Linked DNA regions of Homo sapiens: all the other regions are linked to region 2. A link is a contact called in ENCODE Hi-C or POLR2A ChIA-PET data. All regions are on one chromosome and are shown on one strand. The core of a region is the stretch at or near the end of the contact, and the rest is flanking DNA. Distances in the headings are between cores, read along the strand shown.

Evidence for each region. A loop is a pair of places that touch in the nucleus more often than their neighbours do. ChIA-PET counts read pairs that join two places held with the same protein, here RNA polymerase II (POLR2A). Pooled maps may share reads with other maps.
Region 1: a loop to region 2 is called in a pooled map, with 4 times the contacts of the local background. The contact joins two enhancer-like sites. A Hi-C loop is called at or near these places in 8 of 50 pooled maps. POLR2A ChIA-PET finds 5 or more read pairs at or near these places in 11 of 52 experiments (B cell, Caco-2, GM12878 and 7 more).
Region 3: POLR2A ChIA-PET joins it to region 2 with 13 read pairs in Caco-2. The contact joins two enhancer-like sites. A Hi-C loop is called at or near these places in 1 of 50 pooled maps. POLR2A ChIA-PET finds 5 or more read pairs at or near these places in 3 of 52 experiments (Caco-2, Panc1 and endothelial cell of umbilical vein).

The regions. Positions count from the first base shown.
Region 1 is chr11:9,362,181-9,365,750 of GRCh38, forward strand. No RefSeq gene overlaps it. Among named protein-coding and RNA genes, the nearest start is that of IPO7, 21 kb to the right of the region's middle. RefSeq lists enhancers at 1,531-2,730, 2,366-3,067 and a silencer at 2,361-2,540. Within about 2 kb of position 2,296, at least 41 of the 41 ENCODE cell types and tissues checked have a DNase peak (open chromatin) inside an H3K27ac peak, as active enhancers do; they include B cell, where a contact is called at or near this core.
Region 2 is chr11:9,229,397-9,233,213 of GRCh38, forward strand. All of the region lies in intron 1 of DENND5A (DENN domain containing 5A), which reads right to left. Among named protein-coding and RNA genes, the nearest start is that of DENND5A, 34 kb to the right of the region's middle. RefSeq lists enhancers at 1-436, 1,039-1,639. Within about 2 kb of position 2,560, at least 3 of the 41 ENCODE cell types and tissues checked have a DNase peak (open chromatin) inside an H3K27ac peak, as active enhancers do; they include B cell, where a contact is called at or near this core.
Region 3 is chr11:9,015,686-9,019,608 of GRCh38, forward strand. The region is part of intron 1 of NRIP3-DT (NRIP3 divergent transcript); the gene reads left to right. It overlaps SCUBE2 (signal peptide, CUB domain and EGF like domain containing 2), which reads right to left. Exons shown (of 23, transcript NM_001367977.2): 23 at 3,791-3,923. Among named protein-coding and RNA genes, the nearest start is that of NRIP3-DT, 14 kb to the left of the region's middle. Within about 2 kb of position 2,256, at least 5 of the 41 ENCODE cell types and tissues checked have a DNase peak (open chromatin) inside an H3K27ac peak, as active enhancers do.

The sequences.
Region 1 (3,570 bases), core at 1,046-3,545, 130 kb after region 2:
TGAGCCAACGTCGGGCCATTGTACTCCAGCCTGGGCAATAAGAGTGAAACTCCATCCCTCCCCCCCGCCCACCAGAAAAAAAAACCATGTTCACCATGGACAAATTTAATTCAGAAAAATAAAAAGAAATTAAAATCTACTGTAATCGCAGACACTATTTGAACTGCAGCTCTCACCACCTCTGTGATCCCTGTCCTCTCTGCCTGTAAGTACCCATATCAATGCTACTTAGGCCATCTGCTCTGTCCCTGAGTTGTCCTTGACCTGGAGGCCCCCTTGGAGCCTCAGCTCTCCCTGCTACTGCCACCTAGAATCTGTCACTGACAACTTGCAGAGCTCCACTGCCCATCTCTCTCTGGCCAGTAGGTAAATGCCTTTCTTACATTCAGCTCTTTAAAAACCGAGAATCCCACAGAGTGTGTGCTGGGTTCTCAATAATTCAATTCTTTCAGCATGCCACACAGAAGAGGACCTGGGCCCCTGGTGATTCGGTTGTTTCCATTTTAGTACACAGCCTTCTCCTTCCCAGGACTGATAAGCATGCCCCAGAGGGTTGAGCTGGGGCAGGTTCAAGTACAGCCTTATAGAATCTTCACAAACACTGTCTTCTCTAGCACTTAGGCCCTGTGGCCAATTCTACTCCTTATAAGGGTATCCTTGGTACAGAATTTTTCCTGTAAGGAATCCATTATTTCTTTCTGCAAGCTGTATTTCATCAGGTGATAATCATTTTTAAATCAAATTTTATTTCCCACAATACTTCTGGATCCAAGATTAAAGGATGGGGCTAGATGTTTCAAGCCTTCTGTAACAGCAACAGAGCAGAGCACAATGATGCCTTCGAAAACCTGCAGCAACAAGGACACTCTGCTATATACAATATCTATCAGAGTGCTGGTAAATGCCTCACAACCATCAAGCCATCTCCCTCCCCCATATATTTATTCCTCTGTGAAGCCTTTCTTCTTCCCCCTCTATTACACTGAGTTGCTCTCTGTCCTGTTCACACTTCGATCAGAGCACTTATTACACAGTATAATGACGACGTGATTATGTATTTATCTCCCCTCACCAGAGCTCTGGAGGGCAGGAATCCGAGTACCACAATACAGGATGCAGAGCAGGCCTAAAATATTTATGGGAAGGATGGGAGCCGGACTATGATGGATCGCTTTAAATACCAGGGAAAGGACTTTCCACTCAAACCAAAATTCAACAGAGTATTAAATTTTCTTGCACAGAGGAATGACTTGCAGAATACAGTGTGCCATAAAAATGCACCCGGTCATTGTGTGAAGTTGGATGGGAATGTGGCAAAACCAGTTAGGAAGTTGCTGAGGTGACTCTGTCCATGGAGAGGAAGAACTACATCTAAAAGGCATTTCAAAGAAAATACAGGCCAGGCACGGTGGCTGTCGCCTGTAATCCCAGCACTTTGGGAGGCCAAGGCAGGCGGATCACGAGGTCAAGAGATCGAGACCATCCTAGCCAATATTGTGAAATCCTGTCTCTACTAAAAATACAAAAATCAGCTGGGCGTGGTGTCGTGCGTCTGTAGTCCCAGCTACTCAGGAGGCTGAGGCAGGAGAATCGCTTGAACCCAGGAGGAACCCAGGAGGGGGAGGTTGCGGTGAGCCGAGATCGCGCCAGCCTCGTGACAGAGGGAGACTCCGTCTCAAAAAAAAAAAAAAAAAAAAAAAGGAAAGAAAGAGAAAATACAAACAAAAGCTGAGATTTGCTGAGTTCCTACCATGTGCTACGCAATGCCAACAACAAGGTGGCATGGAATAATCCTCATGTCTGTTAAGTGGGTGGGGGTAGGAGTGGGGGTAGGAGTAGGGGAGTGTCACACATCTGCAAACGGTAACGTTGAACTTCCAAAGTAGGTCCATCGGGCTCTCAGGACCCGCGGCTGTCCGAGGCCTCAGTTGCCTCAATTAGTCTTAGGCTAACTTCCTCCTTGCGCTGGGGGGTGGGGAATACTTTCCCGTGCGGAGGCCTCAGCTCCTCAATGTACAGAGAAGAGCCTTGCAGGGCCTAAACACTGGAGTTCAGGGATCCTTTATCAAGCTGCCAAACCTTTTCAGGGGCTTGGAAGGACACCTAAGGGCGGAAGCGGGCGCGTTGTGGCCCCCGTGGGGCAGTGGGAAGGCAGCAGGGCCTCGCGGGCGGAGGCCGGAGCGCCGCTGACGCCGGAGCGGAAGCCGCTGAGTCATGGTGGGGGCAGGAATGCAGCGCATTTGGAGAAGGCCCGGGACGCCGGCGGCTCCAGCATTACTGAGCAGTGACTTGGCGTCCGCACCTTCACTGCAGTCGGGAACCACCAGTGACGGCGGTGACCGGAAGAGCTGAGTCACCGCAGGCGACGGCGAGCGACGCCGGCGGGGAGGGGCTGACGCGCCTGGGGCCGCGCGCCTGGGCTCCAGGGCCCCGCGCGTCGCCACGATCCCGACGTTGCAATCCCCGCCAGCTCGGCGGGGGCCGCACGGGGCTGGGTCTCCCGGATCCCGCCCGGGGATTGGAGTCTGAGGCTGAAATTTGAAATCTTGAAGTGGCCCCAAGCCACAAATACTACAGACTGGTTTCAGTGGGAATTAGGACCTTGTGAAAGGAGACAGCAGTGCCCCAAAGACTGGGTAGATTTTGAAGATCAAAGGCACTTGCCTAGGAACAAAAATGATTTGCCTGACTCAGTTCCAAAATGCAGCAAATAATAATTAAAGCGAAACACACACGCACTGTTTTTTTTAAATGCAAGAGCAAAACTTTTAAAATTCCAAAAGAAAATAAATCTTGGTTTCCGAGATGAATTCGTCAAAGGAAAATATCTTGGGGCCCCCATATCACTAAGCTAAAGGGAAAAGTCAAGCTGGGAACTGCGTAGGGAAAACCTGTCTCCCATTCTATTCAAAGTTACCCCTCTGCTCACTAACATAAATGCGTTATCTGATTGCCTCTTTTGGAGGCTGGGTGCGGTGGCTCACACCTGTAATCCCAGCACTTTGGGAAGGAGAGGCGGGCGGATCACTTGAGGTTAGGAGTTCCAGACCAGCCTGGCCAACATAACGAAATCCCGTCTCTACTAAAAATACAAAAATTAGCCGGGCATGCTGGTGGGCGCCTGTAATTCCAGCTACTCGGGAGGCTGAGGCAGGAGAATCGCTTGAACTCGGGAGGCGGAGGTTGCAGTGAGCCGAGCTCAGCCACTACGCTCCAGCCTGAGCAACAGAGCCAGACTCCCTCTCAAAAAATAAGATTAAAAAAAAAAAAGAATCCAGGCTGGGCACGGTGGCTCACGCCTGTAATCCTAACACTTTGGGAGGCCAAGGCGGGTGGATCACCTGAAGTCAGGAGTTCGAGATCAGCCTGGTGAACATGGAGAAACCCCTATCTCTACTAAAAATATATAAATTAGCTGGGCGTGGTGGCGGGCGCCTGTAATCCCAGCTGCTTGGGAGGCTGAGGCAGGAGAATCGCTTGAACCCGGGAGCAGAGGTTGCAGTGAGCCGAAATTGGGCCACTTCTCCCCAGCCTGGGCGAAAGAGGGAAACTCCATATGAAGAAAGAAAG
Region 2 (3,817 bases), core at 1,310-3,809:
TGAACTAAAGGAGACCGGAAGACCTCAGAAATAGCCTCAGAAGCAAAGTCTCTCCTTGCCCTCCTGTCTCACTCCTCTTACTCCCCCAAAGCAAGTCATAGAAACCAGAATCCCCCTTTCCCCAAGGCGGGTCACAGATAATAGAAAAGCAAGCCATAATACCTAAAAAGTATTACCTCCTACTCAAACATATACCTCTCCCCCAAAGTAAGCCATAATACCTAAAAATGTCACTCTCTCCCCTTTTCCTTGAAGACCCTCAGCTCCAGCGGGGTCCTGCCCTATACCCAGGAAGAAGGAATGCTGCACAGAGTCCAAGAAGAATCTGAACAGACAGGCCTTGCTGGGTCCCCCTGCCCCACCCAGTCTATTACCATTAGATAACACCCTTTGTCTACTAACATTTCTACAGGCCTCTCCCTTTCTTCATTCTTCATTGAGCCTAAGCATAAAAACAGTTTTCCCTAGGTCTTTGGGTCTTCATTTCTGAAAGCTCCCATTTCTTTTTTTTTTTTTTTTTTTTTTTTTGAGACAGTCTTGCTCTGTCACCCAGGCTAGAGTGCAGTGGTGTGATCTCAGCTCCTTGCAAGCTCCACCTCCCGGGTTCACGCCATTCTCCTGCCTCAGCCTCCCGAGTAGCTGGGTGGGACTACAGGCGCCTGCCACCACGTCCAGCTAATTTTTTTGTATTTTTAGTAGAGACGGGGTTTCACCGTGTTAGCCAGGATGGTCTCGATCTCCTGACCTCGTGATCCACCCGTGTCAGCCTCCCAAAGTGCTGGGATTACAGGCATGAGCCACCGCGCCCGGCCCCATTTCATGTAAAACTAATGCTTTTTTTTTTTTTTTTTTTTTTTTTTTTTGAGACAAGTCTCACTTTTTCACCCAGGCCAAAGTGCAGTGGTGCAAACAGAGCTCACTACAATCTCAACCTTCTGAGCTCAAGCGATCCACCCACCTTAGCCTCCCAAGTAGCTGGGACTATAGGTATGCTCCACCACGCCAGGCTAATTTTTAAAAATTTTTTGCAGACAGGTTCTCACCGTTTTTCCCAGGCTGGTCTCAAACTCCTGGGCTTAAGCAATCCTCCCAGCACAGCCTCCCAAAGAGCTGGGATTACAAGTGTGAGCCACACCCAGCCTCTTATGCTTTCTTCTTGTTAATTTGTCTTTTGTTGCAGAAGTGTCAGCCATTGAACCTTAAGATGGGTGAGGAAAGGTATCACATCTTTCTGCCCTTACTGTAGAAACACTAAGGGCATCTTTTCCATAAATCTCAATTTCTTCATCTATAACATGAGGAGAACAATACCTAAGCCAGGCACAGTGGCTCACATCTGTAATCCCAGAATTTTGGGAGGCCAAGGCGGGTAGATCACCTGAGCCTAGGAGTTCAAGACTAGCCCAGACAACATAGGGAGACCGGTCTCTACAAAGAAATAGAAAAATTAGGCATGGTGGCACACATTTGTAGTCCCAGCTGCTAGGGAGGCTGAGATGGGAAGATCACTTAAGCCTGGAGGTCTAGACTGCAGTGAGCAGTTAGCGTGCACTCTAGCCTGGGTGACAGAGCAAGACCCTCTGTCAAAAACAAAACAAACAAACAAAAAAAACCCAAAAAACTACCTACCTCATCAGCCTATTGAGAGGAATGAATGAGTTAACATATGTAAAGCATATGGGACACATTTGTATTGAGCATAAGAGGTACTCAACAAATATTAGCTCCTTTCTTTCCAAAAGGTCTGTCATACATGCAAGAGTTATCTCAAAATCTTTAGCCATGAAAACAGGACACATAAATGTGCTAGAAGTTACCAAATGTTTCCTAACATGCAAACCTCTACTGCACTAAAGTGGCAACACATATCTGTTTCACAGAATGTATACCACGGCAGAGCCCACAGCAGCAAACGTGGCTATACTAAGAACACTGACAAGTCCGCAAATTCAGATTTCAAACCACAACTTATAAGGGACCACCCAGCAGCCTCTTCTTCCCCATAGCACATAAGCAGATTTAAGACTCTGGGAGCCAGGCTGGGCGCGGTGGCTCACGCCTGTAATCCCAGCACTTTGGGAGGCAGAGGCAGGCAGATCACCTGAGGTCGGGAGTTGGAGACCAGCCTGACCAACATAGAGAAACTCCATCTCTACTAAAAATACAAAAGTTGCAGGGAGTGGTGGCGCATGCCTGTAATCCTAGCTACTCAGGAGACTGAGGCAAGAGAATCACTTGAACCCAGGAGGCAGAGGTTGCAGTGAGCCGAGATCGCGCCATTGCATTCCAGCCTGGGCAACAAGAGCGAAACTCCGTCTCAAAAAAAAAAAAAAAAAGACTCTGGGAGCTTCCTGTTAGTTTACCCTCAGTAACATAAGAGAAAGTTTCCTTTACTTTTAAGAACTTTTATAGTAATAAATTCTCTCTCTTTTTTTTTAACAGACTTTCCTAACCACTAAAATTTTACCAACTGGTACTATATCAAAGCACAAAGACTAGCATTTGTTTTATCAAATCTGCATTAAAAGCACTGTATTGGTCATATCAAAGCCTTTTTGTACTTCAGGCCCAGCTGTGACAGCAATGGTAATGTTTCTCTTTCACTTGCAGAATGCTGAAAAACGGCCAAGAAAAAAAAATGGGGAAGCTTTTTTTCAGGCAGTACAGAGTAGTGTTAACAGCAGACTGTTTAAGAAAATTAATTAGCCCTAGGACTGTAGATCTAAATATGAAAGGTAAAAAAATAAAGCCTTTAGAAGAAAACACAGAACATCTTCATGATCCTGCAATAACAAAGATATAAAATGCACTAAACATTAAGAGAGAAAAACGTATAAATTGTACATTACAATTTAAAACTTTTGTTCCTTGAAAGTCGCCATTAAAAGAATGAAAACGCACAGATTACAAGAATATATTTGCACTATATATATATGAAATGAACAAAAAAGACATATCTAGAACATATAAAGAACTGCATTAAATCAATAAAGAAAAAAAGATCACTCAAAGAAAAACAGCAAAAGCCCTGAATAGATACTTCAAAAAAGACATATAAATGCCTAATAAACTTTTGAGAGGTGCTCAACTTCATTAGTCATCCAGAAAATTCAAATTTAAATAATACAATACTATTATATAACCACCAGAATAGCTAAAATGAAAAGAAAATGCCAAGAGTTGGTAAGGATAGGGAGTAACCTACACTGTCGTGCACTGCAAGTGGGAATGTAAACTGGTACAATCACTATGGAAAACTGTCTGGCAGCACCTACTAAAGCTGAACATGCGTATACCTATGACCCAGCAATTCCACTCCTGAGCATATACCCAACAGACCAAAAGCCATGTTCACGAAAAGGCACATACAGGAATGTTCATAACATGTCACTATTGTAATACTCAAAAACTACAAACTACCCATGAGCCTATCAACTGCAGAATTAACAGATAAGGTGTGGTAAAGTCACACAATGGCAAACTCTACAGCAGTGAGAACGACCAACCTAAAACTATACACAATATGAATGAACCTCTCAAATATATTGTACAAAAGAATCCAAACACAAGAGTTCACCATATATAATTACATTTATATAAAGTACAAAGACATGAAAAACTATGCTGTTAGAAGTCAAAATACTGGTTACCTGTGGTGAGTGGGAAGGCAAATAGTGACTGAAGTAGACTACTTCTTGCTCACATCCTAAGAAATTCAAGACAGCCAGTCGCAGGGGCTCACGCCTATAATCCCAACACTTTGGGAAGCCGAGGCAGGCGGATCACGAGGTCAGGAGTTCGAGACCAGCCTGGCCAG
Region 3 (3,923 bases), core at 1,006-3,505, 210 kb before region 2:
GGGCCCCTTGGGTAAGATCTTGTCTTGAATTATGGGCATGTAAGGTCTGAGGCAGTGGGACGGGAGACAGAAACACAGGTCGACTCCATATTGCAACCACTAGGTGGCACCTGTTCGAGGAACTGCCAAATGGCTTGTTCACAGCTTGAAGCTTTGGTCAGCTTGGCTTGACATGAAATGCCAAGGTCTTGCTGGGCGGATAAAGGAGCTTGCCAGGGCCAGTGCTGCCAGGCTTGGTTTGAGGAGCCAGTGCTCTAGGAGGGGCCTGGATTCATGACTCTAATGATGAGCTCATCCTAAGACAGCAGCTCCCTCCCACCACCTCCTCATTCTCTGTCCTTTAGCCCTTCCTTATTTATACCACTCATCACTACTTGACTTTACAGTATATGTTCATTTGTTTATTGTCTGTCTCCCCAGACTGGAACCTAAATTCCACAAGAGCAGGGAGCTTCTTTTGCTCCCTGCAGTATCCCTGGCTCCTACAATGTCTAGCACTTAATAGGCTCTCCATAAATATATGTTGCATAAATGAATGAATGACCAAAAACATAATAAGAAATTATTAGTAACTAAGGTCTGTAGTTGCATCCCCTTTATGAGATACTCTGAAAACCAAGCACTACTGAGTTACTGTCATTGCTTGCAGTAGGTAGGTTTAATTTGTATCGCTTTTATTCAACTAAGGCAAACTGCCTATATTAGAGTGGTTTCATTTTCTAAATCTATTTTGATGCCACTGTGTTCTCTGGAAAGTGCTCCCTGCTGAGTAGTGATATCTTCATGGCTATATCACTGACATGGATCACAGGAGCAGCCTTGCTGTGTTAACAGGTCCCTAAGGGTGGTCTCCTGCAGGCTGATCGAGACTGCCTGAAGGGAGAAGGAGGCAGGGCACTACAAATATTAGGACACCTCTGAGCTGGGCTCACAAGCCCCTGGAATGGAAGATGGTCACAGAAATGAAGCCTCACCAAGGCCTCTAAGTTTCTGTGGATGGGCCCCTACTGGCCACTCCCAGGACCTTAAATTGTAGGCAGCTGATGGCTTGCCTAGCTAGAGGGCCGTATGCAACAAGATTCCCTCAACTTGGTGAGGAACTGCTTTACTCCAGCCTCAGCTAGTCCATTTGCCTCCCAAATGCTGGCTAGAAGTAGTGCAGACTTGAGTAAGGCTCCAAGACGTATCCTGCTGTGTGAAAAGAAGCAGAGATGCTGACAGTAAGAGGCATCTCTTCAGGGCTAAGAAGATTACAGCTGGGCCTGGAATGACCCCTGGGTTTTCCAGCACATAGGCCCACCAGCTGTGGTGGTCAGCTGCAGGCAACAGCTCCGGTGCATCTTCCTGCAAAGATCTGCCGGAGGGTAAGCAAGTCCTTGCACTGTGCTGTGCAGCCACTGCCTTTTCCAGGTTGCCACATGACATTTTAATATCACCTGCAAACCTAAATCCAGTGAGTGCCTACAGACGACACACTTAACAGCTCAGGGCATGATTCAGAGGAAGCAATTTTCCAAAGTGAAGATAATTGTCTGTTAGTGTGAAAAGGCAAACACTTTTTTATTAGCATTGGAAATTCAAGGGAGATGTTGTTAAATCCATAGATGCAGCACTTCAGTAAATGGCTAAAGAACAATATCTACAGCTAGAAGGAAGGACTGTACAGATCCATGCCCATTCAGGGTTCACCCATAGAACTAGCTCTCTTGGAGGGAAGATGGAAGCTCAGCTCTGACCTCTTCCTGTTTACTTAATACGCAGCTCCTCAAAGTCCTGGTTCCTGTGCCCACACAGGAAATCCCAGAATTAAGAGTTCCCCGGTCTTCTTTTATTTACATGTTTCCCAGGTGACCTTAACCGGGGTAAAGTCTCATGCCTTTACTCTGTGACATTAAAACTTATATTCCAGCCCTGACCTCTCCTGGGGCTTTGTATAACCATTTGCCTATTTGAACCCTCCAGTTGGACATATGATAGGCACCTAGAACCTAGAATGGCCAAAATGGAACTCTTAACCATCTCCCCTTTTCACTGTTATATTACTGCATAAGAAGTCACCTCAAAACCTATCAATCATTTAAGATAATAATCATTAATTTTGCACACAAATCTCTAATTTTTCTGTGGTTCAATGAGGACTGCTCCATGAAGTGTCAGCTGGAGCAGCTGGAGAATCCCTTTCCAAGATGGCTTACTCACGCAGCTGGCAAGTTTTGCTGGCTGTCGCCTGGAAGCTCAGCCTGGCCGGTGGGTGGAGGGACTGTGGTTCCTCTCCACATGGCCTCTCCACAGGCTGTTATGGCTTGCTTCCTCATGACGTGGTGACTGAGTTTCAAGTGTGAGTGTCCTAAGGAGAGGAAGTGGAAGCTGCTAGTGTCTTAAGCCCTGGGCCTCGTAAAGCATTACTTCTGCCATGTTAATATTGGTCAAGCAGTCACAGAGCCCAGAGTCAAGGGGAGGTGACACAGACCCCAACTGTCCATGGAAGGAACCTCAAAGAATTTGCAAACATGTTTTAAAACTGCTGCATATCCCGAACCTGCTCCTCCTAGTCTCCTCCATCTACCAGTTTCTTAGGCAACTAGGAGTCATCTTTGACTTCCTTCTTTCCCTCAGCACTTCCATACAATCCCCATCAGCAAATTCTGTTGACTGTCCCCCAAAACACATCCAGAATCCTTCTACTTCTCTCATCTCCACTACAACACCCTAATCCAGACAATACCTTCATCTGCCAACTGGATGGCTGCTTGTTCTGTTGCAGTAGTCTGTGAATAACTCTCTCTGCCTCCGTGCTGGCTTCCTATTCACACAGTAGCCACAGCTACCCTTTTAAAACATAAATCAGATTATCTCACTCCTCTGCTTAAATCCATTCAAAAGTTTGCAACATATTTAGAAATAACTCAAACCCCTCATTATAGATTCCAAAGCCCGATGTGATCTGGCCGTGTCTGGTTCTCTAGCCTCATCTTGTACGACCTGCCTTCTCACTAGACTACAATATACACAAATGGTTGCTCCTGCCTGACAGCCTTTGCACTTGGTTTTCCTCTCTCTGGAAAGCTCTTCCCCCTAATTTTCCCAAGACTGGTTTCTTCTTGCCATTTAGTTTTCAATTGAAATGTAATTTCCGCATAGAGGCCATCTATAATCCCCAATCCTAAAGTAGCCACACAATCATCTGTTACAGTAACCTATTTTAATTTTCAACATAGCTCTTACCACTAGCTGCTACTTTTCATGTTGATTTATCTGTTCTTTGTCTGTCTCTTCCCTCTAAAATGTAAGCTTCATGAGGGCAGGGACCTTGTCTGTCTTATCGCCGCATCCCCAGGGCCTAGAGTACCAGGCAGAAGTTTGATAAATATTGATGTAGCAGGTAGAAATAGTATCTCCAGATAGCCAGCCCCCAACAGGATCACAGCATCTCTTAAGGTAGTTGAGGGAATAGAGAGGAAGCTCCTCTTTATACCTCCTGTGCGTCAGTGGTTTGTGCGTGTACCAGCAACACAGCTCTGGTGCATGGGGCTGCCCCGTGGAGGATGCTCCTCCATAGTGACCGGGTTTATGCAGCCTCCTTCCAACCCCCAGAGTATTCCCATCCCTAGCCTTCTTGTGAAATCAGCAAGACAGGATCACACAGTCATGAGCACAAAGTTGCTAACATGCCTGGACAGAATGGTGCAGCTCAGCTCATCTCACCTTCACATCAGTGCGGTCACTAACTCGGGTTTATGTGACATTCGAATTTTCATCTTATGGTTAGACTCAGAAATATAGGCCAAGCTCCAGTATAACAAAGTCCAAGTGCTTGTTTTAATGCTATTTTTTTTTTAATGATGATGTTCAAACTTTTGAAGAGAAATCTGAAAATGAATATTTAGGGCCCATCCAAATAAAGAAGTTTGATTAGGACTTTT